2 separate regions of the Homo sapiens genome follow, and region 1 is linked to region 2. The links are chromatin loops, found by intact Hi-C in ENCODE. Cell type or tissue: heart left ventricle. All regions are shown on one strand. Links, peaks and the distances in the headings refer to the core of each region. The heading gives the core; the rest is flanking DNA.

What was found. Hi-C counts contacts between places; a loop is a spot of excess contacts. Peaks named below come from ENCODE experiments on the same cell type or tissue, not always from the same donor. Only the 100,000 strongest peaks of a DNase experiment are listed, where the experiment ranks them.
Region 1: it touches region 2 in a loop (1.9-fold over the local background); 9 of 110 quality-filtered maps call a loop at or near these places.

The regions. Positions count from the first base shown.
Region 1 is chr2:197,947,292-197,964,236 of GRCh38, forward strand. All of the region lies in intron 1 of PLCL1 (phospholipase C like 1 (inactive)), which reads left to right. Among named protein-coding and RNA genes, the nearest start is that of PLCL1, 150 kb to the left of the region's middle. In heart left ventricle, for the core only: no CTCF peak of the experiment used is centred there; no DNase peak of the experiment used is centred there; H3K27ac peaks cover 1,369 bases.
Region 2 is chr2:197,878,904-197,895,848 of GRCh38, forward strand. All of the region lies in intron 1 of PLCL1 (phospholipase C like 1 (inactive)), which reads left to right. Among named protein-coding and RNA genes, the nearest start is that of PLCL1, 83 kb to the left of the region's middle. RefSeq lists enhancers at 10,104-10,193, 10,454-10,503, 14,660-14,709, 14,750-14,809 and a silencer at 15,002-15,296. In heart left ventricle, for the core only: no CTCF peak of the experiment used is centred there; no DNase peak of the experiment used is centred there; H3K27ac peaks cover 2,691 bases.

The DNA of each region.
Region 1 (16,945 bases), core at 4,111-12,110, 70 kb after region 2:
CTTCTCAAACTTTAGTGTACATCAGAGTTACTAGCAGGACTTATTAAAACACAGATTGTTTGGCCCTGTCCCCAGAGTTTCTAATTCAGTAGGGGCCTGGTGTGGGGCGTGGGAAACAAATTTTCAGGTGCCGCTGCTGCTGCTCTGGAGACACTTTGAGAACCACTGGAGCTGGGCAGAGGGTGATCCTGGAAAGCCTCTGCAAAGAGGTGATATTTGGTTAGAGACCTTAATGACGAGAAGCAACCATTCATGTGAAGATGAGCAGTGGTGGGGAATGTAGGCTGGGAATGTGCAAAGTAGAGAAGCTGTTTGTGGTTTGAAGAAAGCAAAAAGGCTCTGAGGCTGCAATGTAATGAATGGAGACAGTGGCAGCAGATAAAAGCAGAGAGGAAGATAGTCTGAAGATCTGCCATGCAGAGTGATTATCCTCTGCTCTGAGTGCACACTTAACAAAAACCTCCAACCATACTGGAGCCCACCCCAAGAGAGAGACTCAGATTTCATTAATCTGGGTGGCACTTAAGTATTTTTCAAAACTCCTGAGATGATTCTACTAAGCAGCAAAGGCTGAGAATGATGGATAGGGGTCCTTTGCAGCCATGGGAAGTTAAGATTTTATTTCAAGTGTCATGAAAACCATTGGGGAGTTTTAAGCAGTAGAGGACATAATTAGGGGGTAGTTTCTGGCTGCTGGTTGTAGAATGGATTTTGTAAGAGATTAAGAATGAGTGAGGAGAACAGTCAGAAAATGTCATAATTGTCCAGGTTAAAAGTGATGTTGGCTTATTTTATGTGATAGTGATGGGGATGATGAGAAATGAGAAACAGGATGGTAGATGGGATTTTGGGGGTAGAACAGAAAGGATTTGCTGATGGATGGGAGGATATGAGCAGTGAGAGAGTGAGTGAATTCAAAGATGGCTCCAAGGTAACCTTTTAACTGGTGAAAGGTGACACTGTTAACTAAGAACGCTGGAGTAGAAACAGGTTTATGGAGAAATGACAAAATTTTGTTTTGGATTTATTAACTCCAAGATGCCTTTTTGGAACAGTTAAGAACCAGGTTGTTTTTAGAGAAAGGGAGTGGGACTGAGGGTAGACAGTTGCCTTACTCCTTTGACAGGCTTGTGATAGCTAGCTGGGATAGGATTATTTTTTATGTGGACTTTATATGCATTTTGAAATATGTAAACTTTCCTGTAATGTGTGGCTTAATTTTTTTTTTTTGTTTTCACTCACTACCACCCATGGCAAATATTTGGCTTTCTAAAGGGGTAAATAGAATCAGAGTAGGAACTTTCTAGAGGTTTAAACCTGTGAGCATAGTGGAACATGGTAGGCACTCAGTGTATAGTTGTTGAATGAATGAATGCATGAACTCACTTTTATATATCAATCCCATTTAGCATTTTGATGAAAGATGTGGGTTCAGATCATATTGTATAGGGAACATCAAATATCCAGTGGTTAAAGATTATGTCTCAATTATTACCATAAAGTAACTGTAGAATGAATCCACTGAATCAAAAGGGGCAGAGGGTTTTGGTATAAACGGTGTTGTGTTCCTTGGGTTATCCTTGGTAAAGGGGCAGTAAATAGGATCTAAGACCCCTGTGGGTTTCTAGTCCCATGTCTCTGATCATATGTTTGCCCTTTGTCATGAGCCAGTATAATCTGTGTGATTTCAGCAAAATCAGCCCAAGTTTGGGATCTGCCTTCACAGAAAGTCCTCCTGCTTCTCTGCATGCCAGAGCCTGCCAGGGGGAATGTTCAGAGATCAGAGGCAAGAACTCCCATAAGCCAGCTTGGTGCTGTGTATGATAATCTAGTTGGGATCATACCTGATTATCTGAGATTTCACAGATGATGAACATCTGTCTATGAGTGCCTTTTCTGATAAACCAGAAGTCAGAATTTGTTTTTGGAGAATTTGTTAAGGAGAATCAATTCTACAACTAGGGAGATCAGAGAGGCTGCTGAGAACTGTTCCCAGACTATATTCAGATGCCCAGATTTGTGAATGAGCAGGTGGAATCTCTCCCTAGTCCAGGATGCTGTATCTGAAGGTTATGAAATGGACATCTGCACTCATTTGTCCTTATCAACCCCATCCAGGGACAAGTGATTCCACTTCAATCTTGTGTAATGGGGTAAAAAGTTAAACTCATGATCTTAACAGCTGTCACTCAAGTTCTTCTCAAGGAGGAAAAAACCCTATTTGTGAAAATACCTTGATAATTCACTTAGGGATACAAAAGGAAACCAGAGAACAAATCAGAAGCTAGACTCAGGGTAGCAGAGGAGAATGGCTAGGTTGATACCCTTACATAACAAGGGGAATTCATTGTTCTCTTTCTAAGGAGGTAAACAGAGGGAAAGGGGAGGAGAGAGAAACTTCAGGGTGAAGGGACCTGAGGAAATAACATAGTGGTAGGATGGCTGAAAACTAATTTAAGAAGGGAGATGTTCAATGTTCAGTTGGAAATTGTTTACTTTGCTGAAATGTAAACTCCCTTATGCTTCCCTTTAAATAATTTATAAAGTCTCTTATATTAATGGATGCATTGTGTGCGTGGGATTTATGAGTGGGGAACTCAAGAAAGTCTGAGCTTCATATCCAGTGTAATGGTGGAGAATAGAGAGGGCTATTGGAAGTGGGAGTTGAGATGACTTTGAGAATGCAAGTTCTGCCTCCACCTCCACCATTGCATGTACCTAGGGAATCCTCAGAAACTTGGGGCAGAGCTTTGGCAGAAGACTCCAAATCCAGGTCACATTTGCATTATAACATTTTGGATAGCAAAGACAATTTCTCTTGACAAAATTTAGGGTTCTCTCTCTGTTAAAGTGATTTGGCTCATCTTCAGCTTTGCTGGATGTTTCATTAAACCCGTGCTTCTGACTCAGGGGCCTCTCCACTGGCTGCTTCCAACTAGTAGAGTGTCCTTTGTTTGACTTTTCTCTGTTTTGGATCTTGTTCTCCTTCTCTTGCCCCTCTCAGCTTTGTGGGAGACCAGTTCTTCAGTTCCACAGCTGGGGGTCTCTCGTACCCCGTCCAGCACCTGAATTCAGCCAGACCTCTAATAACCAGGGAAGGGAGATCAGACATGACTAATATTCAGGGAAATTGTTTTCCTGAGCATAAGCATGGGTGGGGCATTTGTTTTTCAAAGACCATATATTGCATGATCAGATAGATTTAAACCAGAAAGGAATATGGTATATCAGGTAACTTTAAAAGGTCACCGAAGAGAGGAAGAAGCAATAGAAGATTCACTAGTAGCCGTATTGTAACTCCTAGAACCAGTGCCTTGAAAGTACTCTACATGACGAAAACGTCACAGTCAGCACACATGTTTTTGGAGGAAATATTTACAATTGCTAATATAATAGAATTAAAAAATATATTTTAATATTTTTACTGAGTCTATTTTGCTACTTCAGATTTTACTAAATCTAAGTAGGCAGAATTGTAAGATAGGAATGTGGTTTATATGTGGATATTAACCTTTTGACTTCACTAGAGCAGTTGCCTAATATTCTCCTATAATGAAGTTGTTTCCAGTAATAAAATTGCATTGCAAAAACTGCTTAGGTTATCTGAGGCCAGAATTAGACACCTAGAATAGCAGGAAAATAATTCTCGCCTGAGGGCTGCTTTAGACAGGAGAAGCATGGTTGTGAAATATTGTATTGTGTTCCCTTCTGTAGAAGTTGCTACTTAGGAGGCTGTTTGTGTTCTAGCTAAGAGTCTGGAGATGGGAATGATGGAACTAGTGGGCTAAGAAGGTCAGGGATACAATAGGTTACATGACTGGAATGGCTATAGAACTTATGGTCCATGATTAAGTTTGGTGGAGGTATAATTACAAAATGAACAAACATACATGTTTTCATGCCATACTTATCTCTGAAATAAAATTGCATGTAAGTACCTATAATGGTCTGCTATTGTCTGTGCAGCCCTTCCTCCAGCCTTTCTTCTGGCAACAGCACTCTCTTCCCTTTGGGAATGACTCGAGTGTCCAGTGGATACTGCCTTGTGCTTCACATGACCCTGCTCTTTCCCTGCTTCCATTTGCTGTCTTACCAGGGCCACAGTGGACTGTGCAGGTTGGGTACCTGAATTAAGCTGGCTCTTCCCCTGAAATTTTCAAGCGTATTAGAAAAGAGTCAGTTCCTTTGGCTGTGGAATTTATAAGAGGTGAAACCCAGGAGCTTCTGACAGCCAGGTTTGCTGCCAGAGGAGGAAGCCGGTCTGCAGTGAGAAGGTCAGACTGTGGAGAGAAGCATACCTCCTGTAGTTTGAGTGTTCAATCCCTTAATAACACAGGCTATTTTAGCATTCTTCTAATATATTTTAATTTTGCTTTAAAGTAATCTAATCTGGATTTCTGTCACTTTACAACAACAGAAATTCCAGCGAACACATAGGCACTGTCCATAGGAAGGACGTTTTATTAAAGACTAGAAGACTGTTGTCATCAAAATAATTCTGAGGTTTAAAACACTCTGAACTGGTTGCTTGTGGGACGTGACTGAGGAACATGAACTTGTGTTGGTAGAAATCCCATTGATTGATTGAGTGATTTATTGTCTTCTGATAAATATTTAATTGTTCACAAGGCCAGTCCAGAAACCTGGAGACTAATCTGTCTCTTTTGATTAGCAGGACAGTTGTCGAAACTCATTCTGTCTTTGTAATAAGCATTCGTGATTAATTTACCAGGACTGATAGGATCCTGTCACTGTGACCCCTAACTGAGCAAACAAGTCCTTTCTCAAACCTGAATGAGAACAGCCTGGGTGTTTACACTCAAGACTATTTATTGGCAACATAATTTAGCAGTGAAAGTTTTCTTTACAATCCTTCTATCCCGTGATAGCCTCTTTTCTTCTCTGTGGGATTCCCTGGTGTTCAAGAAAGTGCTCTTTCAGGAAGTCAAGGGACATTCTCTAGACTTTTAACTTTATTTATGTCCTATCTTAAACCTTCCCAGCCCTAAGTTAGTACCCTGCTAGTGATTAGTTCAAGAATGTGATAACCTGCTCTGTGCTGAAGTGAAATTCATCAATAATGGCCTATTTTGTTGGTCTTTTCAGTTAGCACTTGGCTTTTAATTCACCAGATGAGTTAGTTGTGGATTGAAGGTGCATAGCAAGAAGGAAAATTTTTTTGTGGAAGCAGCACCCAGGTGCCAGCAGTAAACGTCATTAAATTTATTGATGCTGAAATTCTTTTATTGGAGAGCCTGTCCATAACCATTCTTGGTAAGCAGTATTTTATCTCAAGTCTATTTTCTTGTGGGGATCCTACATCATTGCACTTGTGTGGATGAATCATGCCTAATATGGTTGGCAAATCTCTTCTTGAGTTGTAGTTCCCATAATTCTCACATGTTGTGGGAGGGACCCAGTGAGAGATAACTGAATTATGTTGGCGGTTTCCCCCATACTGTTCTTGTGGTAGTGAATAAGTCTCATGAGATCTGATGGTTTTGTAAGGGGTTTCCCCTTTCACTTGGCTCTCATTCTCTCTTGCCTGCTGCCATGTAAGGTATGCCTTTCACCTTCCGCCATGATTGTGAGGCCTCCCCAGCCATGTGGAACTGTGAGTTCATTAAACCTATTTTCCTTTATAAGTTACCCAGTCTTGGGTATGTTTTTATCAGCAGCATGAAAACGGACTAATACCATGCCTTCATGCACTGTAAGAATAGGCACTATTTGTAGAGAGCTGCCCTGTGCCAGATATAGCTGGTGCCTCCACACTGTATCTCATTGAATTCAATTTTGAGAACAATGTTATGAAGTAGGTATTGTTATCCTTAGAGATAACATACAGAGAAGTTAATCAGGTTGGCTGAGGTCATATGACTAATGCGGAGATGTAACTCGGGTTTGCTGACTCTGAAGCTTCTTTTGTCTATATAATTTCCAAAGTTTGGTTTTCCGTACCATTCTAATAAACCCAGAAGACACTTACCAGTGCTGCTTCCTTCAAACTGGACTCCTTGCCTATATGAGTTACCTTCTTACCTGCCTTTAGTTGTGGTGTGGGCAGTGGGTGCTGTGTTAATCCCAAGGGAACAGAAAACCTCTGGAAGCCCCCCATGGATCATGACTTAACCTAGCTGTGGAAGAGTCTTGATATCAACCAAGAATCACTAAATGATGATGCACAGGCTGAGTGCAAGTTGCTTGTCTGCCATTTTGCTCAGAGGTTAATTCCTCAGGGTAATTGGGAATTATTGCATGTTACCTTAGGGTGGTTGAGTTATTGATTGAGAACCTGTGATTCTGATTCCTAGAGGCATATTGGAGTTCAGGTCTGAAGGTTCTAAATGGACCACAATCATGCTCTTACTTATATATTAATATATCAGTAATGAACATCTCATCATTTACTCAATTTTAGAAGCATCTGGATTGAAAAATATATTGATATTCTCCTACCAAACTGAATTATATCTCAGACATCTAAGGATCAACATTTTTTCTATGTGTTTTTGTTATCTTTTCTAAGTGTTTTAAACAGTTCTTCGTGTATTCCAGAGTTTTTTTTTTTTCTAAAATATTGCTCTATTTTTGCTAGCTTCCTGAGTAGTCACCAATGCCACAGTAGAATAAATCTGCATGTATTTTTACTGGTCTACACCTTGGCAACAATACACATCTCCATGATGGGACAGAACTGAAATAATTTTGCCCTGTGTGTACATGGCTGTTTGTTTTTAAAAAATTTTCTGACTCAACTGTGACTGACTACATAATACTGGGACTGACATCCTATCATTTGGATACATGGATATTTAGAACTGAAAGCTCATGAGAGACAATATGGAGGGCAATAAACTGGCATGAAATGCCTTATGTTTTTCCATACCAGCTAAAGGCTCTTGATCCTCTTTTTCTCTTGGCCTTAGAATGAGGTGACTGAGTGAAGTGAAACGAAATGCAAGTTTCATTTCAACTTAAAAGCTGGAATTCTCAAATGCCAAATAATTGGAGATTTGCTTTCTGAGGTTTGATCACAAAACATTTTGTAAATAGCAGAAAACTGACCACACTTTATGTTGTTCACTGTGTTGGAATAGAATTTAAAGACAGGAAGGCCTGCAGAGAGCTTCAGGTTAGTTTCTCAGATGTCTTGCCTCCTGTTTCCTTCAAAATGATCAGGAGAGATTTTAATCTCTATGGTTTTTCAGCATCTGTGGTTTCTTTCATGAGCAAGCATCATAGTGGGTGTCAAGAATTATATGCTAATTTAGTATAATACGATGGCATCATGTAATGCGTGTGCACTTGAGAATAATAGTTTTGGAGGCGCTTCTTTGCTGAAGTATGATTATATTCAGAAACGACTAGCTTTGTAAGTGATAGTAGCTACTGACTTCTATGAATTTCACACTTAAGTTCATTAATGACAGGGACTGTTTTTGGTATTCTGGGATATGCACTATTTCTAACCATCTTTGTTCTTTCTCTACATGGCAGTTAGGAAAGAACCTCTGACAGAATCTAGGAACTAACAATCAGTGATAATTTTGATTTATTTTAATTTGGAGGCTAAAGTGTATTACAGGAAATTGTCTCTTCAAGAGGAAACATTTAAAAAGTATTTTAAGAATTTAAGAGGAAGCTATGTGGAGAATTATCATCCTGGAATTAGAAACAGTTTCTAATTCCAGAGGGCATGATATGTATTCATTTTCTAGGCGGTGTATATACCAGTTACTATCAGAATATGCTACATTTTAGGAACAGGTATCATTTCCATCAGTCTTTTCCTTCCCATTCCTATACGCTTTACCTTAGTTTAAGCATCTGTTACCACCACTCTTCTAGATAGTTGTAGGAGTCTCCTAGCTTTTCTCCTGGCTCTCAGTCTTTTCTTAATACAGCTTTGCAGACACTCATCAGATAGATCAAACCCAGATGGGATCAGGTAAAAGCCTTTGGTGGCTTCCTAGTGCCTACCAAATAAAACCCAAACACTGCAGCTTTGCAGTGATGGTCCTTGACAGTCTGGTGTGAGTCCAGCCTTGTTCCTATAACTCTAGCCAGAACTCTGTGTCCTGGTTGATTCAACTACTTTATTTTTATTTTTTATCTAATTTTTTTCTTTATTTCTTCTAAAAAAAAAAAAAGAAATGGGATACATGTGCAGAACATGCAGGTTTGTTACATAAGTATATGTGTACCATGGTGGTTTGCTGCTCCTATTGATCTTTCCTCCCCTTACTCCCCCATCCCCCATCAGGCCCTGGTGTGTGTTGTTCCCCTCTCTGTGTCCAAGTGTTCTCATTATTTAACTCCCACTTATGAGTGAGAACATGCAGTGTTTGGTTTTCTGTTCCTGTGTTAGTTTGCTGAGGATGATGGCTTCCAGCTTCATCCATGTGCCGGCAAAGGACATGATCTCATGCCATTTTATGGCTGCATAGTATTCCACGGTATATATGTACCACATTTTCTTTTTTTTCCTTTCCTTTTTTAAACTTTTTATTATTATTTTTTAATTTTACCCTAAGTTCTGGGATACATGTGCAGAATGTGCAGGTTTGTTACATAGGTATACATGTGCCATGGTGGTTTGCTGCACCTATCAACCCGTCATCTAGGTTTTAAGCCTCACATGCATTAGGTATTTGTCATAATGCTCTCCCTCCCCTTGCCCCCCATCCTCTGACAGGCCCCGGTGTGTGATGTTCCCCTCCCTGTGTCCATTTGTTCTCATTGTTCAGCTCCCACTTATGAATGAGAACATGTGGTGTTTGGTTTTCTGTTCCTGTGTTAGTTTGCTGAGAATGATAGCTTACAGCTTCATCCATGTCCCTGCAAAGGACATGAACTCATTCTTTTTTATGGCTGCATAGTATTCCATGGTGTATATGTGCCACATGTTCTTTATCCAGTTTATCATTGATGAATATTTGGGTTGGTTACAAGTCTATGCTTTGTAAATAGTGCTTCAGTAAACATATGTACCACATTTTCCACATTTTCTTTATCCAGTCAGTCATTGATGGGCATTTGGGTTGGTTCCATGTCTTTGCTGTTGTAAATAGTGCTGCAGTGAACATACATGTGCATGTGTCTTTATAGTACAATGATTTATGATCTTTTGGGTATATACCCAGTAATGGGATTACGGGGTCAAATGGTATTTCTAGTTCTAGATCCTTGAGGAATCGCCACATTTTCTTCCACAATGGTTGAACTAATTTACATTCCTACCAACAGCGTAAAAGCATTTCTATTTCTCCACAGCCTTGCCAGCATCTGCTGTTTCCTGACTTTTTAATAATCGCCATTCTGACTGGCATGAGGTGGTATATCATTGTGGTTTTGCTTTGAATTTCTCTGATGATCAGTGATGTCGAGCTTTTTTTCATATGTTTGTTGGCCATATAAATGTCTTCTTTTGAGAAGTGTCTGTTCATATCCTTTGACCACTTTTTGATGAGGTCGTTTGTTTTTTTCTTGTAAATTTGTTTAGTTCCTTGTAAATTCTGGATATTAGACCTTTGTCAGATGGGTAGATTGCAAAAATTTTCTCCCATTCTGTAGGTTGCCTGTTCACTCTGATGATAATTTTCTTTGCTATGCAGAAGCTCTTTAGTTCAATTATATCCCATTTATCAATTTTGGCTTCTGTTGCACTTGCTTTTGGTGTTTTTGTCATGAAGTCTTTACCCATGTCAACTACTTTCTTTACTTGGTTATTCTCTGTTTTTCCCTTCATAGGCATTTGCTTGTGCCACCTCTTTTGATATTGTTCTCCTTCTATCTTATAATCAAGTCAAGCCCAACTATTCAGGCCTTTTTAAAAGCTTTTAATTCCATACATTTTTTTCCAACTCACTTCCACTAGGAATTATCTTTTCTTTCTTTAACTCTGCTAGAGTACTGAAACTCACTTAAAGCACTGTGATTGTTCCTTTGTGTTATAATTATTTCTTGTGTGTAAGTTCTTTATGTTGTATCCTTCTACTAGATTATGACTTTTTGAGGCAGAGGCCATGTCTTTTGTTTTGTTTTCCTTTGGATAGTACCTTGCAGAGGGTTGACCTTTATAATTGCTAGTTGAATGGGCCAGTGGATGAAGGGTTTTAGTTCTGGTGAAATCTCTTTTTTTGTAGCTTCTTTATTCTTGCTTCTTTCTTTGTTTTAGAAGCCTCTCACTAGTATAAAGTTGGTGGATTTTGCATGATATTGGATACATGTAGATATGTTAGTCTGACCTTAGGCTGTTAAGTTGTGACCATTGGCATTCTAGTCTTGGATATAGTTGCCAGTTTGCTGATTCCCTCACATATTCTCAGACCATCTCATCTACAGGGAACAGCCTCCCGACTCGGAGCCTATTGGCCTCTGCTCAACCAGGATAATCCCTCCCAGAGAGCCCCTCATCCTGCTTCAAGCTCTAAATGGAGGAATGTTACTTTTTATGCCAAATGCCTTATTTTGCCCATGCCCTTCCTTATTTTCTTGAGCATATTCCTTCTATCCAAAGTTAAATTCTGTGATAATTGTTGGTTTCCATTATTTTTATTTTTTATCCTCAGTGATTTAATTTTATCATACAAGATCTATCAAATATTTTCCATGTTTTAAGTTGTCCTGAAGCAGATCCACGTTATTAATAGACTAATTTTAATCTTGACAAAATCAAATGCAAAGTGATCCCAAGTTTATTTCTGGTTCTAAATGATCAAAAAGACCATCATATTTCTGGCTTATCTCAATTTTCTCTCATGTGGCTTCCCTTGTCTAGTAGCTTTTATATTTGTATAGTTTCATTTTATTAGCTGATAACAACTCTTTGGTTAAGGGTTTGGTGGGATAAAAAGTTTACATATGAGTTAATTAGCCTTTTTTTTTGGTGAGGAAGAAAACTTAAATATTCTATGAATCCATATTATTTCTAGTTTCCTTTTGTACCAGGTCACCAAGTTATAAAGCAGGGGTGTCTAATCTTTTGGCTTCCCTGGTCCACATTAGAAGAAGAATTGTCTTGGACCACACATAAAATACACTAATATTAACCATAGCTTATGAGCTAAAAAAAAAGAATCGCAAAAAAAAACTCATCATATTTTAAGAAAGTTTACGAATTTGTGTTGGGCCGCATTCAAAGCTGTCCTGGACCACATGCAGCCACAGGCCATGGGTTAGACAAGTTTGCTCCAAACTAAACTATACACCTTATTCTAAAATTGCATTAAATGAAACACATGGCATCTAACCACATTGATCTTTGCTTTAGAAAGTATTTCAAAATCTTTCAAGTGGCACACTTCAAGATGTGACACTCTGATGGTCACTATAAATGTCAAGTTAGCATGATAGTGAAAATATGCCAGAACACTCATAGCAGGAGAGTTTAGTAATAATAGCTACTATTTATTACATGCCAACTATGTATGAATATTTACACCCTTACCTCATTCAATCCTCACACCACAGAGATAATGTGAGCTGTGAAATGTACTCTACTCTCAAGCACAGGAGCTATGTAACTTGTCCAAGGCCACTCACATATCTAGTAAGTGGTAGAGTTGAGCTTTAAATTCAGGCATTTTGGTTTCGGAATCTGTGCTCTTGTGCACTAATCTGTATTGCCTCTTAATTACTACAGGATTCTCAAACTTTGGCATGCATAAGGATCATCTTGGGGAGCTGCCAAGATATATCATCACTCACTCTACCAGGATTACTGTTCTAGTACAGTATACCGAAATATACTCTAGAAAGGGAATTAGAAAATTTTTGTGTGTGTGCCCCAAACTAGCTATGTGACTTCAGCCAAATCACTTGTATTCGTCAGGGTTCTCCAGAGAAACAGAACTAATATGATATGTGTATATACAGATATAGAGAGAAAGAGATTTATTATTAAGAATTGGCTCATGATTATGGATGTTGGTGAGTTCAAAATCTGTAGTGTTGACTGGCAGGCAGAGACCCAGGAGAACTGATGGTGCAGTTGATGTCTGAAATCAGTCTTCTCCAGAATTCCCTCTTGCTTGGGGATGCTGGTCTTTTTGTTCTATTCAGGTCTTCTACTGATTGGATAAGACCTACCCACATTGTGGACGGTGATCTGCTTTACCCCAAATTTGCAGACTTAAATGTGAATCCCATCCAAAAAATATTCACCAAGTTGACACATAAAATTATTCATCATTTGACTCAACCCCTCTGAGTTCCATAGATCAAATCTCATTGAGAAGATCACCAGGGATTGGGCCAGATGGTTATAACTACATAATAGATGCACCAAAGTGGTGACCAGTGGAACACACCCTGAAAAGTGATGACTTTAGTTTGGCTCATCTAGAGTTGTTTTTTTAAAGCAACCAGTGTTTAAAAAAATTGTTTGAATTACCAGAAGTTGCTAACAAGTTCTACATAAAAATCTGTATTTCTAGTTTCTTGGGAAAAAAAACAACAACAAACAAGTGATGATCTGGCAACACTGCATGACAACAGTGTAGCTGAGCCACAGATGCTACCTGTAGGAGTGGCTTGCAACCTCCCAAATGCCTACCACTCCTCCCATTTCATTCGCCTGGTTCATTGCACTTATTTCTGTGTGCTTCAGAGCTCTTGTAGGCGTTTAAGTTTTTAATCCTTGCCTCCATAGCTACTAAACATCTGTGGCACCTCCACCTCTCAATTATAAATGACAAAGAGAGAACTAGGATTTCTGTAACACAGTGAATGCCCGAGCTTGGGCTGGAAAACAGAGCTATCTCTTCATTGTGAGTGTGTGTGGTTTATCACCGTTCCCAGAGTTCCCTTCTCTGGGTTCCTCAGATCACTGCCTTCTTTCACATTAATAAAAAACATGCTTTTATATTCCTGCATACTTCTTTTTCATAGGAGGTGATAGAAATTGTGAGCTGCCTTCTTCAGAGTCACTGAGTGGGGTCACTAGATAAAAAGATGGAGGAACATTGATGTAAGAATAGAAGCTGCTAATTTTGCATGGAGTTGAGTTAGTTCATGAAGCAATTTCAAATGTAAGAATTACTTTCCTTTTAGCAAGGCTGGCTTTATAGGAAAACAGAATGATCAGTCTAATAGTAAGATTTCATTTTACATAGCCTCATTACTTCCCCACTTGTTCCCTGAATGCTCAAATTACTTCAACCAGGACAAATAGCAGTTCATATAGCAGAGATTGAGAGTAGCAACACATGGCTTAAATTGACAAAGGAACAAAATGGTGATATTAGAGCCATACTGCAAATACATTTTGGTGGGGGGACTAGGGAAAAGATGAAACCAAGGGACACTGTATAGTCTGAAAGCTGCAGAAGGGAAAAGTGTACAATAATGGAGAAGCTTAGAGGACCAAGATTTGCTTTACCATCTGTGCAGTATGACTGGCACAGCCACATCTTTTCTTTTCATGTTAAAATGTCTATGGCCGTTTTTGGGGGGACAAAACAGATACAAATTGTCATTAGGGAATTGAGAATTAATTCAATCAGCCATATGGTTTGCAAACAAGCTTTATTTTTCTGTGTTTAAAAAATGCATTTAAGATGTATAGCATTATTATGGTTTCTCTAGAAGTCATCCTTCATAAAAGTAATTCGGTAATGTTAGAATCTCTGTCAGTTTCTTGGCAAATAGTATTCGATTATAAATTTATGCTCCACAGGACACACAATTTTAGAAATGTTCTGGAATGTTTCCAAATTTTATTTTGGAACTTGGCATTTGGTTTCTCTTTAATAATCTCAATCAATAATGGTTTATACTAGTCATAAATGTATTAGCTTTAAATAGCTGCCATATTCCATTTCAGTAGAAATGCTTTTCCCTTTCCCATAGTGTGTATTTGAATATTCATTTTTGTGTGCAAAGTTTTTTCCTTGATACTTGGATTCCTGTGGATAAATTATTTGAAGGTCATTTGGGAAGGTGGAGAGAGAGAGAGAGAGAGAGAGAGAGAGCGAGCATGCATAGGTTTTAATGTCTAACATTAGATTTTTTGCTTGGGAGGTGTATGCTTGCCTCTAGATTTTTCATTCTTAGAACATTTTCTATTACTTTTTATTTCTATTAATTTTGAAGATATCAGGATCATTATTAACTCTAGCCAGTTGCTTATTTAAATTTTGAATAGATTTATAGCTTTTTTATTTTTAAATCTACTTAAGAGTTTATTTATATATCCCTTTTCCTTGAAATCATAGAAAGAGAACTATTATACTTAATACTAGTTTTGTGCTTCCTATGGTATCTTTTGGAATAACCTTAGTAAAGGACTGACTATAGCTGCTGGAGGATTGCTTATTATGCTTTTCTGCTAGGAACTGTAGTCTTATTAATATTTGGCTCAGACAAAATAAGCTTAGGTCCTAGGGCCATGGCAGTTAACGTCTTTTTTCTCCAACCAAATAATAGACTCTATGTGAGAGGTGGTTTTGGAAATGAAACTTTAGACCTTAGGGGTTGTTTTGATTTACAGGATAGGTGATAATGGTGCTTTCTCCTGGAACAAAGGATGAGATATTTCCTGCCTCTTCAACTGAGGTAAAGAATGGAAAGTAACAAGAAATATACTGTGTTTTAGAATATAAATAAATGGACTGGGAGGAAGGCTGTATCTGTTTGAAGTAGTTATTCTATTATAATTAGTAACAAAAATAATTTGTATTTGAGTAATATAAGTGATCAAGCTATCCTTGGAATGTATATGGCATAGTATACAGTAAAGTTGTTTTTAATGAGAGAAAAGTATATTGTAAAAGACTCTATGCCCTCAGAATAGCTTGCAGAGTTTGTTCATAACTCCTTTATCTTAACTCTTATCCTCCTTCTCCCTTTAAACATCTCTAAACACAAAAGGAATGATGGTACATGTATTAATAAGTCATTTAGGATGCCAATGTAGAGACCACCCAGCATACCTATGAGCAGACTGCTGATGCTCAGAGTCACCACTTGCAGTTTGGGACATTTAAAGTGGAGTAAAATATAAATGGCTTATCTGTGTGACCACTTGATTAACCACAGGTGGATTATCCTTAGTGACTTCAAAATTTATCGTTAGTTTTTCTCTTCAACTCAGAGTTCTTCTGGATCATCCATCACTGTGTGGTAACTAACGTAAACTAATTGAATTTCTTTTTAATTTTTAATTTTTGTGGGTACACAGTAGGTATATATATTTATGGGGTACTTGAGATATTTCGGTACAGGCACACATGCCTAATAATCACATCAGGGTAAGTGGAGCATCCATTTCCTCAATTATTTGCCCTTTCTTTGTGTTACAATGGTCCAATTATACTTTTAGTTATTATAAAATGTATAATACATTATTGTTCACTGTAGGCACTCTTTTGTGCTATCAAATACTAAGCCTTATTCATTCTAAGTATGATTTTGTACCCATTAATCATCCCCACTCCCCATTCCCCCATTACCTTTCCCAGCCTCTAGTAATTATCTTTCTACTATCTCCATGGGTTTGTTTTTATTTTTAGCTTCCACAAATAAGTGAGAACATGCAAAATTTGTCATTCTGTGCCTGACTTAACATAATGCCCTCCAGTTCTGCCTATGTTTTTGCAAGTGGAAGGATATCATTCTTTTTTATGACTGAATAGTACTTGATTGTGTATATGCACCACATTTTCTTTATCCATTTGTCTCTTGATGGACACTTATGTTGTTTCCAAATATAGGCTATTGTGAACAGTGTTGCAGCGAACATGGGAGTACAGATATCTCTTTGATATACTGATTTCCTTTCTTCTGAGTATACACCTAGCAGTAGGATTGCTGGATCATATGTTAGCTCTATTTTTAGTTTTTTGAGGAACCTCCAAACCGTTCTCCATAGTGGTTGTACTAATTTACAACCACTATGGATTGTACCACCTATGGATGAAGGTTCCCTTTTCTTCACATCCTTGTCAGCATTTGTTATTGACTGAATTTGGTTAAAAGCCATTTTAACTGGGGCGAGATGATATCTCATTGTAGTTTTGATTTGCATTTCTTTGATGATCAATGATGTTGAGCATCTTTTTATATGCCTGTTTGCCTTTTGCATGTCTTCTTTTGAGAAATATCTATTCAGATCTTTTGCCCATTTAAAAGTCAGATTGTTAGATTTTTTCCTATAGAGTTGTTTGAGCTCTTACATACTCTGGTTATTAATCCCTTGTTAGATGGACAGTTTGTGAATATTTTCTCCCCATTCTGTGTGATGTCTCTTCACTTTGTGGGTTGTTTCTTTTGCTGTGCAGAGCTTTTTAACTTGATGTGATCCCATCTGCCCGTTTTTGCTTTGGTTGCCTTTGCTTGTAGGGTATTAATCAAGAAATCTTTGCCCAGTCCAATGTCCTAGAGAGTTTTCCCAATGTTTTCTGGTAGTAGTTTCACAGTTTGAGGTCTTAGATTTAAGTCTTTAATTCATTTTGATTTGATTTTTGTATATTGTGAGAGATAGGGATCTAATTTCATTCTTCTGCATGTGGATGGCTATCCAGTTTTCCCAGCATCATTTATTGAAGAGGAGATCCTTTCCCCAATGTATGTTTTTGTCACCTTTGTCAAAAATGAGTTTGCTGTAGAGGTATGAATTTGTTTCTGGGTTCTCTATTCTGTTCCATTAGTCTATGTATCTGTTTTTAAAACCAGAGTACCATGCTGTTTTGTACAGTACCATTACTGTAGCTTTGTAGTATAACTTGAAGTCGGATAATGTAATTTGTCTAGTTTTCTTCTTTTTGCTTAGGTTAGCTTTGGCTATGGTGTGTCTTTTGTGGTTTTATATAAATTTTAGGATTGTTTTCTCTCTGTGAAGAATGTCATTGGTATTTTGATAGAGATGGCATTGAATCTGTAGATTTCTTTCAGTAGTATGAACGTTCTAACAGTATTAATTCTTCCAATCCATGAACATGGA
Region 2 (16,945 bases), core at 2,846-10,845:
GGCCCATGCAGTGCTTTTACAATGTTTGTGCCAACATTTTAATAGGAAGATTTCACATATGGATCTGCATTTCTGCATTGTCTTGAGAAATCAGAAGACATGGGAATAACTGGCTGGAGCTGAGGGGCAGTTGTCTTCCTCCCGCTGGGGCACAGCTTCCTTCTGCAGTTCCTTCCATGACTTCATGTGCTCACACCCAGCCCAAGCAGTTATTTACCTGCTTGACTGCTGGAGGCAGTTTGAGATTGGCTTAAGGCTGCCTTTGAGATTGCCTTAGTCTTCTGATTAATAACCAGGTTTTGTATAAAGCTATCTTCTTGGTCCCAGAGAGCCTTATTACTTAATAATACATAGATATCTGACCATCAAATCTAATAATTTTCAGGTTCAAAGGATTTGGAATTTCTAATTTGGGCTTGAAGTTGGCAAGGAGTGCAAATAAAAGAGAACACAAATGCCTAAAATGCTTATCTGTCCTTACAAACATTCAATTTCTGTTGTGTATCAGAGCTGGTCTGAAGCTGTAATTACAGTAGTGCTGTAACTAACTTGTGCTTGCTGGTTCTGGAATTTGATGATAAAAAATGGATTTTTTTTGGCCTTAAGACAAAGAGTTGATTGATTAAAAAGGCATTATGGTATATGTAGACTTCTAGGATGTTATGATTTCTTTATGCTTTGGACAAAACCCTGAGGAAAATTTAATAGATTTGGGTTGTCTCTTTAATTTGTGAGGCTGTAAATTTCTAATTTTAAATGTTCAATTATTTTGGTCAGGATAAAGGGCTGTGCAAATTCAGATAGTCTTCCTTTCCAATTGTTCCAAACAACCCTTTCTGGTTATGGATAAATCTCCTTGCCAAAACTCATATTCAACTTGTTGGAGGGCTAGCCTTTATCTTTCTGCCTAAGGTCTTTGGAAGCCATTTTTAATCCCACTAAATTCTGCAGTTTGATTAAGATAGAGTGGCTGAAACAAGGTATTTAGTAATATCATGAATGTGAAGGTAATTAGTATTTAATGTCCAAAAGAGAAAAATAAAAGCTTGCCAGTGTGCTAACTTGGAACGATTATATTTCTTTCGAAACAATTTTGTTTTCACATACTGCTAGCCTAGCAATGAATTAGAATGCATAAAAGCTCAGGGGATTTGAATGTGGGAATGGATAAATGTTTTATAATGAGGTAGAGAATTATTGCCCAACCTTAGAAATAAAAGCTACATAAAATTATGAATGTCCAGATCAATAGCATTTTTTAATATTATAAATCACTTTTGGCAGTGCTTATGTATGAGCAGAGCAGTGATCTAATGATTATGAAATTAGATTTTTTTTCCCTCTCTCTCTTTTTCTCTTCTATTTTTTTCCTCATAGAGGCAGCCGAAGGACTTTGGGTAAACCACTATAACTTGCTACATTTCCCCAACAGTGAAATTTTTAGAAATATGTTTGAATGTTCTGAGTACAGACTATATTACTTCTGTGATTTTTTTAGGCTGACCAGAGGTGACATCTATTTTTATGTGAAAAGTAAAAATGAGATGATCTGAAAGAGTTAATTTTGATAACTGCTTTTTTACTTTTTAAGTAATTTTATTGTTTTACTTGTCTTCAGGTGTTCTAAGACACAATGGAAAACATAAGAAAAAATGAATTTCCTTTCCTGGACTATAAGGAAAAAGGCAATCTACTCCAAAAGAAATGAGAAGATGCTTCGTTAGGATTTTATCTAGCACATCTAGAGTCTAGAATGAACAACATTATGTATAGGAGAAAAGTGGAATATTTATAGTTTTTTGTTTTTTAAAGAGATGAAATCTCACTGAAGGTTCTTTATAAAGCTCCATTATGGGAAGAATCACCTGGACAGATGTTCAGAATAAAGTCATCATGGTCAAAAGCAAACATTTACCAATGCATGACAGTTTTTGTCTTCTTTTAGGCAGTTGCCTTACCTTTATTAGTGCCTGACAATTTGCTAGTTAGAATAAAACCATACCTTATGCTGGTTTATTGCTTTAAAATTATGCCCATCTGAAAATGTCTAAATGTGCAGAAATGTACCTTTTAAAGGTTAGTCAATGTGAATTTAGAGCTGTAGGGAATTTAGGTTGCTAGGGGACTCTGTGGTTCTCCTTCAGAATTGTTAAAAAATTCTCTGCCAGCCTGTGAGCTCCCTGAGGGCAGGCACTGTGCTCATCTCTGTAGTATCTCCTACTCCTAACACAGTTCTTGGCATGTAGTATATGCTCACTTTTCTTATCTAACTGACAAGTGAAGGGGTAATCAGCTGCTAGTGTTTCTGTTGCTAATATGTGACGGTTTCAGCACCTTGCGAGGCAAGTGTGCGACTTTGGGAGAAACAGAGGTTAACCAAACAATCTTGCAAATTAATGTAAAATTCCTGCTTCACTAATCAGATTTTTATCTCTGTTATAGGGGGACAGCCCTCTTAGTTTTGTGAGCAGAGCATAGTTTGTGAAAGAGCCCATGGTTTTCAGGCCCAGGTGGTGTTTCTTTTGAATTCTTAGGCATCTAGTTTGGACTAGCTTCATGGTTTTTGCCATATACTGCTCTGTATTGGAGCAGTCTGTCTGGAAGAAGGAACAGTGCTCTGTGTGTGTGTGTGTGTGAGCTAGTTTTTAGTATCCCCTCTGCTACTGCCCATGTGACCTTGGCAACTCACTTAACCTCTAGGCCTCAGAGTTATCATGCTAAGATTGGGATTTATAACTGCTATGGCCCCTTTAAACTTCAGTATGCTGTTTGAATGCATGTTTTAGTGCTTTTATTAGTCTGTATGTTCTTATGCAGCTTTTTGGTGTGTGTTTTAAAAAACTTTTTATTATAGATAACTTTGACCACACACAAAAGCAGACAGATCAGTAATATGAACCTGCAAGCATTCATCACCCAGCTCCAACAATCAATCCATCAACTCATGGCCAATTCTGCCCCATTCTGCCCCATCCTCTTACTCTCCTTATTATCTGGAAGCAAATCTTAGATACTTGTTATTTAATCTGTAAATATTTTGTATTTATATGTTTTCTCACCTCTCAGGCAGGCACCTAACATAGAACCTCGTATACATTAGGAAACAAGATGATGGTTTTGAATAAATGAATGAGAGTGGGTTGGGAAAGGTAAGAGATGAGGCACCTCACCCCCCACCCCAAATTATAAATATTTAAAACATTTTAAAAATTGTTAACCTATAGTTCCTCAGGGCAGTGGAGGGGGAGGAGCCAAGGCTTCCAGTTATTGGGAATCCTAATTTGGTGTGGAATATTAAAGGGCAACTTTATCTATTACATGTAATCACTGTATCACCAGGGAGCCCCAGCATGTTCCAAGAAGTTAAGGTACATGCCAAAGATAAGCAAAAAAAGGCATGCAACCCTATGGGTGCATCTTGAGGAAATATATTAGCATTAGGAGATAGCACAACCTAAAGGCCAAACTGTGTTCATCTAATTTAATGGGAATTTAAAAATTTATGGGAAGGACTTGACACTTGATGCTTCTCTTTATTTTATACTTTCTATTACCTGTTTTCTAAACATTTTTTATCCTTCACAATAGTCTCTTTTCCTTCTTTCTTTTCTTTTCATTATTTTCCCAACAATGCTAAAGCACTCAAGGGAGTTTTGTTGAGCACTGAATTATGTGTAATATATTTTAGCCAAAGTATGCATACTTACTTTGGATGTATTACTCCCAAATGTATAGGCAACATAGTCTGCATACCACAAATAAAATAAAAACAAGAATAAAAAATTCTAAGTAAAAAACTTTCCTTTATGCACTAAAAGTATTTGGTAAGACTGTTAAAAGCAGCATTATGTACAGTAAATATAAAACTGCAAATATATACTATATGTATACTTATAAGGTATAGCAAATATAAAACTTCAAATAATCTAAATATCCTTTAACAACAGAATGGATAAGTGGAATACTATGCACTAGTTAAAAATAATAAACTATGGCTACCTGCAACATTATGGACGTATTTTACAGACATAATGTTAAGTGAGAGATTATATGTTGCACTATTCCATTTACATCAGGTTCAAAAACAGGTGAAATCAATCTGTGGAATCAGAAGTCAGGATAATGGTTAACTTGATGGGGGAGTAGGTGATGACGGGACAGAGCTTGAGAGAGGATTCTAGACATTGCAGATGTTCTATATCTTGAGTTGGGTGGTGGCTACACAGTTGTGCTCATTTTGTAAAATTTTATCAAGCTGTTCATTTAAGATCTATGTACTTCACAGTATGTAATTATATTTAAATGAAAAAGTAAAAGGAAAAAATCCTTCCTTTTGATTACTTAGGAACACCTAAAGTTTAAACCTATTGTCAGCCTGACCATATAAAAAATAAGACTTGCCTTACTAATCAGATTTTCTCTGTTGTATGGGAGATAGACCTGGTAGACTGAGGAAGAAGTTATAGACACACGAAGTTTTTACTGTACAAAGTATTTGTTTCTCTGCCTCGTGGGATAATAATCATCAATAAACTGTGAAATGATTGTTACAATAAAGTACTAGTTGGATACATCAGTGTTGGCAGCTGTGGAAAACTTATTATTTTCCTACAGGGTGCATAATTAATGGGTCATGTAAGGGAAGGTCCTGACTCAGGGTTGGAGTATGTATTATACTTGCCAAAGGAGTATGACAAGAGGACTTCAGAATGAAGTTCAGCATATATTTAGTTGCAAGAGCAACTATACATATAAGTAGTATTTTAATACAATGGAAATAAACCTAGGGCTGAATTGATAGGTGAATACAGTAAAAAATGTATTGCCTTTAGAAAAGGGTAAAGGAAGTGATACTCACATGATATAAATAGTAACACTTTTAGATAGGAGATAATTCTTCCTTATATCAAGTTGAGTAGGACTATTTTGGGTATCATGTGCAGAACTTGTCCTAGATAGGATTTTGCTACTGGGAACATTTGGCTCTGGTGCCTTTTTTCTTCTCTTTGTTTTAAGTACAGAATGGTATCATATGAGAACAAAACACGAACTTTGGAGTTAGACTGCTATTAGTTCAAATCTTGTCTCTATCTTAAGTTGTTTGACTTTGGCAAGTAACTTCTCTGACACTAATTTTTTCATATTTAAAATGGGGGTTCTACCTAACTGGGATATTTAATAGATATATCAATCTATCTTTGTGTCAGGACTCAAAATAACTGTAAACACACAGTAATTTATTCCACTTAAAAGAAGTCCAGAGATAGACGGTCTAGCACCGGTACATCTGCTTCCTGAAATGACCAGCAACTTAGGCTCCATTTAAACTCTTCAATCTGCCATTCTCAGCACGAGTTCTATCCTCAAAGTGGATGTTGGAGCTCCAAGCCATCTTCCTCATTCCAGACAGCTGGAAGAAAGATGGGGCATAGGGCAAAAAGTTTAGCTCCCAGTTGAGTTCTCTCTCTTTTAGTTGTCCTAGAAGTCCTGTACAATACTTCCATTTTGTTTCTTATTGGCTAGAATTTAGCAATATAACCTCACGTAGCAACAGAAGGAGGCTGGGAAATGTAGTCTTTTAGCTGGAATAAAAATGGGGATTGGTTACTAAGGAAGAAGTGGAAAGTGATTTTGGCTGTCAGCCAGGAATCTCAGACACGATGTTCTCAACAAAACTCTTCATGGCCCCTCTCCTTAGCAAATTCTATCACTATCCACCAGATAGATAGCTCACTCTGAAAATTTGAGGTTCATTCACCAATCCTTTTTTCCCTTCATTCCCCATATGCAAATTAGCAGCAATCCCACAATTCTAAAATACATCCTGAAATCGGAACCCTCTATCACTACTATTAAATCCACAATTTAAATCACCATCATCTCTTATCTGGATTCTTTCAGTTACCTCCTGATTAATTCCCTGCTTCTTGTGTTGCTTTCCACAGATCACTGCCTGCATAGCAAACAGAATGATTTCCTAAAAAAAAAAAATTGAGACTGTATTGTTCCCTTGCTTAAAGCCCTCCAACAGCTTCCCATTGCAATAAAAATAAATGTCACCTTCTTATTTGGCCTATAAGGCCTGACGTGGTTTGGCTCCTGCCTCTGTAAACTCATCATCTACCCCTTGTCCCCAGGTTCTCATGCTCCAGCCACAGTGGCTACCTTCCTGTCCCGCGAATGTACCCAGTATATACTACCTCAGACTTTTGCTCTGGAACATTCGTTCTCATTTTTGCATGGCTAACCCTTTCTGAATTAGTCAGGGTTCTCCATAGAAAGATAATCAATTGGTTTTTTATATTTTTAAGGAGATTTTATTATGGAGAATTAGCATATGCAAATATGGAGACCACAATGTGCCATCTACAAGCTGGAGACCCAAGACAGCTGGTGGTGTAATTCAGTCTGAGTCCGAAGGCTGAGAGCCAGAGGAACTGATGGTGTGAATCCCAGTCTGAAGGCAAGGGAAGATGAAATGAGATTTCCCAGCTCAAGTGGTGAGACAAGAAACAGAGAAGGGGGGACAAATTCCTCTTTCTTCCATGTTTTGTTCTATTCAAAATGGATTGGCTGATGCCCACAGTGGGGAGGGCAATATGTTTTACCGAGTCCACTGATTCCAATGCTAATCTCATCCGGAAACCCTCACAAACACACCCAGAAACGATGTTTAATCTGGACATCCCATGCAAGGTCCCGTCAAGTTGACACAAAAATTAACCATCACACTTTCCCGCAGTTTGGGTTTCAGCTCAAACATTTTTCCCTCAGATAGGCCTTCTCTGACCATCTTTCTAACTTCATGTCCAAGACATCCTTTGTTTCGCTATCTAATTATATTTGATTCAGGGCTTGACATGTGCTTCCACCCTGCTCCTCTAAATAGACAAAAATTTTGGCCATGTGCTGAATTGACCACGGTGTGGAGGAAGACATATTCTCCTGCATCATCAGTGGGGAATGCATGCATTGGCTAAAAACCTCTTTAGAGGGCACTTGTACAGTATCCATTAGAACTAAAACTATAGCTTCATGAGGGAAAGAGACTATGGCCATAGTAGGAGTTCAGTAACTTGTTGAAAGAATGGTGAATTTGAAGATTAAATCACAGAGTATCTGATTCCAGTTCTTTTTAACTTCCTTTTTTTCTCCATAGCTTTCATCCCATATTTAAAATGTCCTCTGCTAAGATGCCAACACATATCCTTTAAAGTAAAATTCCTAGCTGGGAGCAGTGGCTCACGCCTGTAATCCCAGCATTTTGGGAGGCTGAGGCGGGCGGATCACTTGAGGTTAGGAGTTCAAGACCAGCTTGACCAATATGGTGAAACCTTGTCTCTACTAAAAATACAAAAATTAGCTGGGTGTGGTGGTACGTGCCTGTAGTCCCAGTTACTCAGGAGGCTGAGGCAGGAGAATTGCTTGAACCCGGGAGGTGGAGGTTGCAGTGAGCCGAGGTCACACCATTGCACTCCAGCCTGGGCAACAGAATGAGACTCTGTCTCAAAAAAAAAAAAAAAAAAAAAAAAAAAAAAAAAAAAAAAAAGTAAAATTCTTCAAATAGGTGCATCCCAGTTCCTGGGGGCAAGGCCTCAAAATAAACCTAGTGCATCTCCCTGGATTGTCAGTTTATTTGAAGGTTTGTGGAAAAAAAAATTATCAGATTGTCAGTTTATTTGAAGGTTTGTGGAAAAAAAAATTATCAGAAAGAGTATGGACATATTAAAAATGTGAGGGCCTTTCGATCTACTTTCTAGGTCCCTGGGGGAACAAGCTCAGTGTCTTTGACACTAAGGGCTATTTGATGAAGTTTGAAAAGCACCATTTAAAGGTCTTAGCTCTTGGGTGGATATTTGCATTTTGATAGAGAATTCTTCAATCCATCATAAAGTTTTCTTTTGAGGAATTATGCTTACTGGGTTTAGCTCGGGGCAGTAGGTGCTGGATCAATCAAAAGTCTTCCCGAAATGCTAGTGATAAAGCAATATCCAGGAAGCCTTAGGTTTTTATATTCTGTTATTCTCTTCAGTTTGCAAGCTGCTTTAACATACATTATTTTATCTAATTGGCTCCTCACATCAACCAAGTTGAGTATAGCCATGCAAAGAATTAAACACTTCAAACAATATTACATTTTAAAATAACTTAAATGTAATTCCCTAGAGACCTGCATCCTTAGTTCCATTCTCTAAAGGGGAATTTCTTGCGTATCTTTCCAGACATATTTTATTAAGCATATACCATCTCAGATCTTTGGGTGTGATCTCCATGTATATTTTTCATAGGCAAATGAGGAGTAAACTACAATATATTCTGCTTTTTAAAAAAAGCATACTGTTTTACATTGGAGTGTAGTGTTTTATTGTATGAAGTACCCCAAATTCAGTTAATTCTGAGGGAGGGGAGACATTTGAGTTGTCTTCAGTATTTTGCTGTAATAGCTGATGCTCTTAGGAACATCTTTTACAAGATGATCATTTTTTTCTTTGCTCACATAAATAAAATAAATAACAAATTCCAAGGAGAGGAATTGCTGTGTTTAAGGCTGTGTTTAGTTCTGCTAAATATTGTAAAATCGCCCTCAAAAAACTTTTAACACATGCACTCCCCACTGATGGTATATGAGAGTAACTTTTTCCTATACCATGGTCAATTCGGTATATGAAAAATTTTGATCTTATTTTAAAATATTGTTGATTTGTATAAATTTCAGAGGTACAAGCACAGTTATGTTACATGAATATATTGGTAATCGTGAAATCTGGGCTTTTAGTGTAGCCATCACCCATACTTTGTACCCATTAAGTAATTTCTCATGCCTCATTCCCTCCCACCATTCCGAGTCTCCAGTGTCTATTATTTCATACTCTATGTACAAGCACATGAACAATTTAAAAAGTTTTGTTAATAAGATAGGGAAAAGGCCTGGCTCAGTTGCTCATGCCTGTAATTCCAGCACTTTGGGAGGCTGAGGATCACTTGAGCTCAGGAGTTCGAGACCAGCCTGGGCAACATAGTGAGACCCTGTCTCTACCAAAAATTAAGTGCGGTGGTGTGTGGCTCTGGTCCCAGGTACTTGGGAGGCTGAAGTAGGGGGATTGTTTGAGCCTGGAAGGTTGAAGCTGCAGTGAGCTGTGATTGTGCCACTGGACTCTAGCCTGGGCGACAGTGAGACACTGTCTGAAAAAAAAAAAGGAAAAAATCTTATTTTTACTAGCGGTCATTTAATTGAGATTGAGCATTTTCCCCCCAAGTGTTTCAAAGCTATTAGCAATAATTTTTTTTGTGTGTAAACTCTCTGGTTGTATTTCTCACCTAACTTCATTGAATTGTTGGTCTTTTTCTTTTCTTTTTTTTAATTTGTAAAGATTCCTCATATGTTAAAGATAGGTAATTAACCCTTTCTGCCATATGTGTTTCAAATATTTGTTCCCAGTTAATTGTTATGGTGTTTATGAGCAACCGTCTACATTAAATTAGGTGAAAGTGGGCTTCATTAGAAACATTAAGGGCTTATGAACTGGCAGAACAGCATGGAGAGAGAGCAAGAAATTGAGAGAAAAGGTCAGAGGTTGAGTCATGGAGCTGGGGCTTTCTAGCTTTATGATCCTGGACAATCACTTAATGTCAGGAGACCTCAGTTTCCTCAACTATAGAGTGAGGATAATTACAATACTTCCTCATAGAGTCATAAAGATTTAGTGACATCATGCATGTTAAAGTGCTCTATACATAAGACTAAGTGAATATTAGTTTTTATTACTGAACTATCTTGCATATTGGAATACAATACTTCAGGAAATAGAAATTTCTGTCTTCAATTATTTTTTGAAAGACAAAACTAATTTTTATATTTCAGATGTTTTTCTGCTGTTAGCATATCTCATGATTCCTGCTGATTCCATAATTAAGGAAGACAAATTTCTTTCTAATATTGGAATTAGAAATAAAAGATATGATTATTAAATGCTAATGAGTAATAAAGGATTATATGATACTAGTATTGAAAAGTAAATTAATTATATTAAAATGATAAGGCTAAATCTTATTTCCTTTTTCAAAATGTCAGTGGAAAAATTTGCTAAAATGCAGTTCTTTTATTTGCAGTTTTTTTAGATCATAAAAATAGAATGTTTTCAGTTTTGTATATGTGTAAAGTGAATGTGTAGAATTAGAGCTTTAAAAATTTTTGATCTGGAAACAACCTAGACATCATCTAGCCCCGGGCTTGTTTTTACAGATGAGGAAGTGAGAAATTCCGAGAAGCATAGTGACTAGTGAGTCATGTGGCCATTGCAGAACAAAAGGGAAGAAATTTTCTGTCTCCTGTCTCCCAGTGTAGGGCCCCTTTCACTGTCCTATGTCATTTGGATGCATAGGTTGCATTTCTGCTACATGTTTGGGGTTTATGACACTAGCTATACTCCTTAAACTTGTTAAATGAACAGCCATGGTTTTCTAGCCTAGAGGGAAATAAGTTGTACTCAAACTCTGCTCTTTTGGAGATATGATTTTGAGCTGCTTTAACCAAAAAAAAACAGGCTTTAAAAGCTCTTCCTATACTTCTGCTTACACTGAGTTTTAATATTCTGTCAAACATTTTAAACTTTTTTCTCCGATTTACTTCAGGTTTTCATAGAGTAAGGACATTTTAGAAGAACCCAAGAAGCAAATATGTTCAAGTTTTTAGGCTACACCAACACACATTTTTTCTGTTGATATTCAAGCATAATATATATTTAAAGCATTCAAAGTTGATCCAAACTATAATAAAATCCTAGCATGGCTAGCAAATTTATTTCAGTTTTTTTTTCTTGCAAATCTTAGTTTTGTTTGTGTTTTAGGCTAAATGTTAAAATTAAGGAAATAAATACCAATAAATTGACATGTTCTTCCTGTGGTTGGTGTGATTTTAATTTTAATTTATTTTTCTTTAAGCTATCTTGAGTTCATGTAAAATATTAATTGAAATGAAAGTTGCTTGTAGGTTTCTTATATAGTATAAGAAAAAAGACTAGAGATATCCCTCCACCTCCCCATTCATCTTTCTTATAGCAGAAGCAGTGCCCCAATTTGGTGATAGTAAGAGAAGGTCATTGACATCAGCTTGCATACGCAGCTTTGGTATCATGCTAAATAGAATAAGACAGTATTTAATAAATTCATCTTGGACAGTGAACACTTTGAAAGGTGAGAGAAGAGCCAACAGGGAAGGTGAAATGAGTTTGGAAGCTGATTTTCACAACTGAAAAAATTGACAACAGATAGTTTCTTTATGCTGAAACTAATTGGTATTGTCAAAATTGAGCTATATCATTTCCACTGGAAGCCACAGTTCTTATTAGAAAAGTGTTATGAGATAAGATATTTAAGGCTATTTAAATATTCGTATGAATCCCAGACAGTAGGAGGAACAGTTGTGAGAGCCAGTTGCTAAGGACAACCCATTTCCTACTTTCTTCTTCTCCCTCTTAGCAGCAACACCAACCTTTGGATCACTGCCAACCTTTGGAAATCCCTGTCCTTGGAAGGAGAATAAATGAAGCCATCATTTACTGTAACAGCATTTATTCCCTAAGCATTTAAAATGGGAAAAGCTTTAAAATGTAAAAAAGATATACATGCTTATTATACAAAATTCAAATTAAGAAATAAAGAAGAGAATAAATGTTATTCATAAACCTACCACCCAGAGATAACCACCGTTAACATTTTGGTGTATATTCTCCAGGATCATTATAGACTTATGCTGCAATTGGCTTTTTTATTTTTTTGCTATATATATATATATATATACACACACACATATACGTATATATGCATATGTACGTATATATGTATACGTATGTATATATACATATATACACATATATATGTATATATGTATATATATATTTGCTATATATGTGTATATATACATATATGCATATATATATGCACGCATATATATGTGTATATATACATATATGCATATATATATGCACGCATATATATGTGTATCTATATATCCTGGGTATCCTTCCAATCAATAAATAATCAATGTCATTTTTAATGAATGCATATTCCACTGGATGGTTGTACTGTAATTAATTTAGGTAGATTCCAAAGGATAGAGTTTTAGGTTGCTTCAAAAGTTTTTTTTTTTTACTTAGTATAAGTAATGCTATAGTAAATCAGCAACTATTGAACACCTACTCTGTCAAGGATGTGCTAGGTGTTGGAGATACAGAGATACATAGCATGCATCTCCTACATTTAGGTACTGAAAGAGGAAACAGGCATGGAAACATGTAATTGCAATACTGTGTGAGGTGGACAACAACAGAGCCACATATAGGCCCATGTTCACACTAAGGATGGAGTGACCCCTTCTGTGTGGTTACACTGAGAAATTTGACCAAGGATGAGACAGTCTTAAAGCATAAGCAGTTGTTTCCCAAGAATCACCTGGGAGAGTGATTAAGATTGCTCCATCCCAGTTCTGTCTCCCAGAGAGCATGATTCAGAAGGTCAAGGGTGGGGCCTCAGGTGGTCCTGTTGTTGCAGGTGACCTGCTCTTGACACTTTGAGAAACAGACATTGGGCGTGTGAAGGGGCTAAGGTGGAATTGGAAAGGGGATTATTGCCAGATACTGGAGGAGCTTGACTGTCATACTGAGGGCTTTAGATTTTTTTTTTTTTTTTGATAGGTGAAGTCATTGAAGGTTTTGAATGTCATGATTAGAACTGTGTTTGAGATAAGCTAATCTGACAGGGAGAGTATTATGGAAATGTTTTCCCAGCTTCTTGTGCAGAGGTAATACATTTTTGTTTTGCTGGTTATTTTTATCAACAATAAATCAAACTAAGTGCTGGCCGGGCAGTGTTCAGTGCTTCCCAAACTTGAATGTGCTTATGAATTACCTGGAATCTTGTGAAAATATACATTCCTACTTGATAGTTCAGGGTTAGGATCTGAGATTCTGCCTTTCTAACAAGCTCCTAAATGATGTTGAGGGCCCTAATCTGTGCACTACACAGGAGTAGATGTGCCAAAGGAGGGTTTTTGATTAAATGAGAATTTCCACTTTATTCTTTACACGTGAGTGTGCTTTATGATCTTAAGACTTCAGGAAGCTCACTTTGCGATCTGTTATGGTAATATCCCTAACAAAGTTCTACTTCCGTTGACCCCTTTCTCTGTGCAAATAACATCCTGTTTACTCACGATTTACTATGTGAAAGCTTCAATGCAGAGCCAACCAATACATACATAACTCAGAGCCAATTTTCTAGTTAAGTCTTAAGTGTTTTCATAAAACTGAAAAATGCGGCTGGGTGCGGTGGCAGGTAAGGGAATAGGTGGAGAGAAAGGGAAGGGCCTAGGGAGGAGAACGTGAGAACTCCAAAGGAAACAGTAATGCTGTGCTTCCTAAACTGACTGTCTGATCCTAACTGACTGTCTGATTCCTAAACTGAGTGTCTGATCCTAAATTGAATGCCTGGTTTGGAGTCCAGTGTGTTTTCATCTCAGCATGCAAATTTAAACCCAAAGAAAGTTAGGTGCTTAAATGCTCTAGGGTAGCTGGGCTTTAAGTGGCTACTTATCATAGTGTTTATTTGAATGTTAGAGAAATAGCTTCAAGCAACAGAAGGCTTGACTTAGAGTGGTTTAAACAAATAGGGATTTAATGTTTTTGTATAATTAGAAGCTGGCGGTAGACAGATGTTTGTTTTGTTGTTCTTCTTTGTACCTTTGTACCTTTCACATATCTAATGAGTATTTATGTAATTAATAACTAAAACAATGTTTAAAGATTGTTTTTGGACCAGGTATGGTGGCTCACACCTGTAATCCCAGCACTTTGGGAGGCTGAGGTGGGCGGATCACGAGGTCAGGAGTTCGAGATCAGCCTGATCAACATGGTGAAACCCTGTCTCTACTAAAAATACAAAAATTAGCTGGGTGTGTGGTGGCACGCGCCTGTAGTCCCAGCTACTCAGGAGGCTGAGGCAGGAGAATCGCTTGAACCCGGGAGGGGAAGGTTGGAGTGAGCTGAGATCGCGCCACTGCACTCCAGCCTGGGCAAGAGACCATCTCAAAACAAAACAAAAAACAACAAAAAAACCTGAAAAACGCTTTTGAGTAGGAGGAACTTTCACAGAATAAGAGGTTTGAAGTTAGTTAACTGTATTGAGTTACAAAGCCACCATTGCTTATTTCTTGGTATAGTTGTTCCTTAATCAAATTTCTTAATCAGATATAACCAACAGATGAATTATAAAGCAGAATTTGGAATATCTGTAACTTTAGAGTACCTCTTTTGTCTGCCTTCACTACATATATACTGTCTCTTATTAGATTTGAACCTTTTTGCTTCAAAGTAGATTCTGTGTGTTGGCTAGAAAGCATAAATATCCTTTAGGGAAGAATACTTAAAAAACCAGTATCTTGTGTAGTGTTCTTGAGTAAATTCAGTGCCATAGTATATTTGTTGTCAGATTTGGGAGTGAGATAGGTGGCAACTAAATATATATACAGGGAGCATAATACATTCAAGGAGTATACAACTTTTACATTCCTATAGCACGTTAGGGTTTATTCAAAGTGAGGTCCTTCATTTGACCCTCAGAACAGTCATGTGAAATAGGCAGCACAGGCATCATTACAAATGTGACTTTACAAATGTGAGAAGGCTGAGGCTCAGAGAAGTGAAATGATTTGGCTAAGGTCAAAAGCAAGTCACAGTGAATGCCTGGTCTGGAGTCCGGTGTGTTTTCATCTCAGCATGCAAATTTAAACCCAAAGAAAGTTAGGTGCTTAAATGCTCTAGGGTAGCTGGGCTTTACGTGGCTACTTACCATAGTGTTTATTTGAATGTTAGAGAAATAGCTTCAAGCAACAGAAGGCTTGACTTAGAGTGGTTTAAACAAATAGGGATTTAATGTTTTTGTATAATTAGAAGCTGGAGGTAGGCAGTTGCTAGTGCTGATTCTGCTGTTCAGAGACCCAGGCTCTTTGACTTTTTGCTCTGCCGTTTTGCATATGTTGACTTTCGTTCTCAGGCTTGTCTCCTCCTACTTGCCAAGGTGGCTGCCCTAGCTCTGGGAGAAGGGTGATGGAGTGTGTGTGCAGTAAGGGGTGGGGGGTAGTGCCAGCCTCATCTGTCTCTCTTATCAGGAAAAGAAAAAGCTGCCCAGAAATTCCACCAGCTGACTTCTATTTAAGTCATATTGGCCAGAGAGTTGGTACATGTCATCTTGTCTATCCCCTGTCCATGCCCCGTTCCTGCCTTATGAAAAGGCAGGGAAAGTGAATATTTAGCTTTGTCAACCTTAAAAGTAGAGGCAGGCAAGGGAGACAGGTGGTTGACAATAGGTGTTGAGTGAGCCAGCCTACAGTGCCTGTCACAGTCTTACCGTAATTCTATTTGGAGCAAATAGCATTGGATAAACATTGAGTGCACATCCTCATAGTTTCCTGCCACTGATGAATTTTGTGATTATTGCTTCTGAGTGCTAGGCAGCTCTTTTCTGCTCACTTCTGGGGAAAGTCAAATTTAAAGAACTATAATTACATGGGAGAAGAGAAGGGGTGCTGGATTCTTAATAGTTCTTTGTCAGTATAACTAGCTCATTTTTTTTTGGGTGCAATAGTTACACATCTACCTTATCATCCTTTGTAAATGTTTATTTTATGCATGCATGTAAATTAGTTAAGAATTGGAATTAAACTGTGGCCGCTTGTCTTAAGAATGGTGTAGGATCAGCAAGCCTTGGATTGTGTGTGTTTGCCTAGAGCTGAGTGTTTTTATGAAGAAGCAAAAACCTATTCATGAGTGTATTTAAAGCTGCAGCCAAGTGACGATGTATATTCTGTTTCTCAGGTAAGTGAAATGTAAAGAGAAGTTTTGGAGTCAGATGGACTTGTGCTATAATCCTGGGTCACCTCCTGAACCATGGTCCCTCCTTTTCCAAGTGAGGATAGGGGATTCATGACATGGCACATGGCTGGCAGCACCACAGAGCTGGGCTAACTTCACTGTGTTTTAACTCTCTTTCTTTCTAGTTCTTTGTTTTCCATACAACACCATGGCTTGTTGAACTTGGAAGCTGTTTATCTATTTCCCTTGATAAAAAGGTTTAGTTTTTGTTTCTTACAGAAAGGGGAAGTAATTTAAAAGTGTTGGCCCAGTGGACTTCCCTTTTGATTAAATACACAGCAATTATGTTTAATAAAAGAGATACAAGTGCCAGATAAAATTGTCATAAGTTATCACTTTGGAGAGAGCATACTCTCTACCAAGAATAAAAGTGCTCCCTCAAAATGGAATCCACTGACATCTCTCCCCATCCTCCATTCGTCTCCATTTCACTTCAGTAAACCATCTTGAGTCAGAGAAAGTAAAAGGTGCCATTCTAGAGCCATTTTGAAAGGAAAATATTAATTAAGATGTGTGCATCTAAGAGAAGAATATAGGTAAATAAAAGATCAATCATTTTTATTTTTCTTTTTGTTATATATTTTACATATATATACATATAAAGCAAATTTCCATATGTAGAAATTCATGTAATTCTTAATGAAGTCAAGGAGCGCTACTTTCCTGACGTAGTTGCTTTTGTGATATTTATAAAGCAGGTTGTAAAATATAAGTATATACTACTATCATTTTGGGTTGCTAGTTATAATGAAGAATTCAGAACATTTATATATATGTACTTTAAATAGTGTGCTCTGGAAACAGTTTTTTTGCATACACATTTGGTAAATAATCAAGAAGCATTTCCATGATAAGTTGGATCTTGCCATACTAGGGCCATTTGTGTTTATTAGAAGCAAAATGTGGAACTTCGCAATTTAGTGTTGTAGAATGATCATGAGAATCAACATTAACATGTGAAATATGGGCCTTGAGTTAGAAGCCTTGAAGGAGAATGGAACACATCAGTGAAGCTCTAA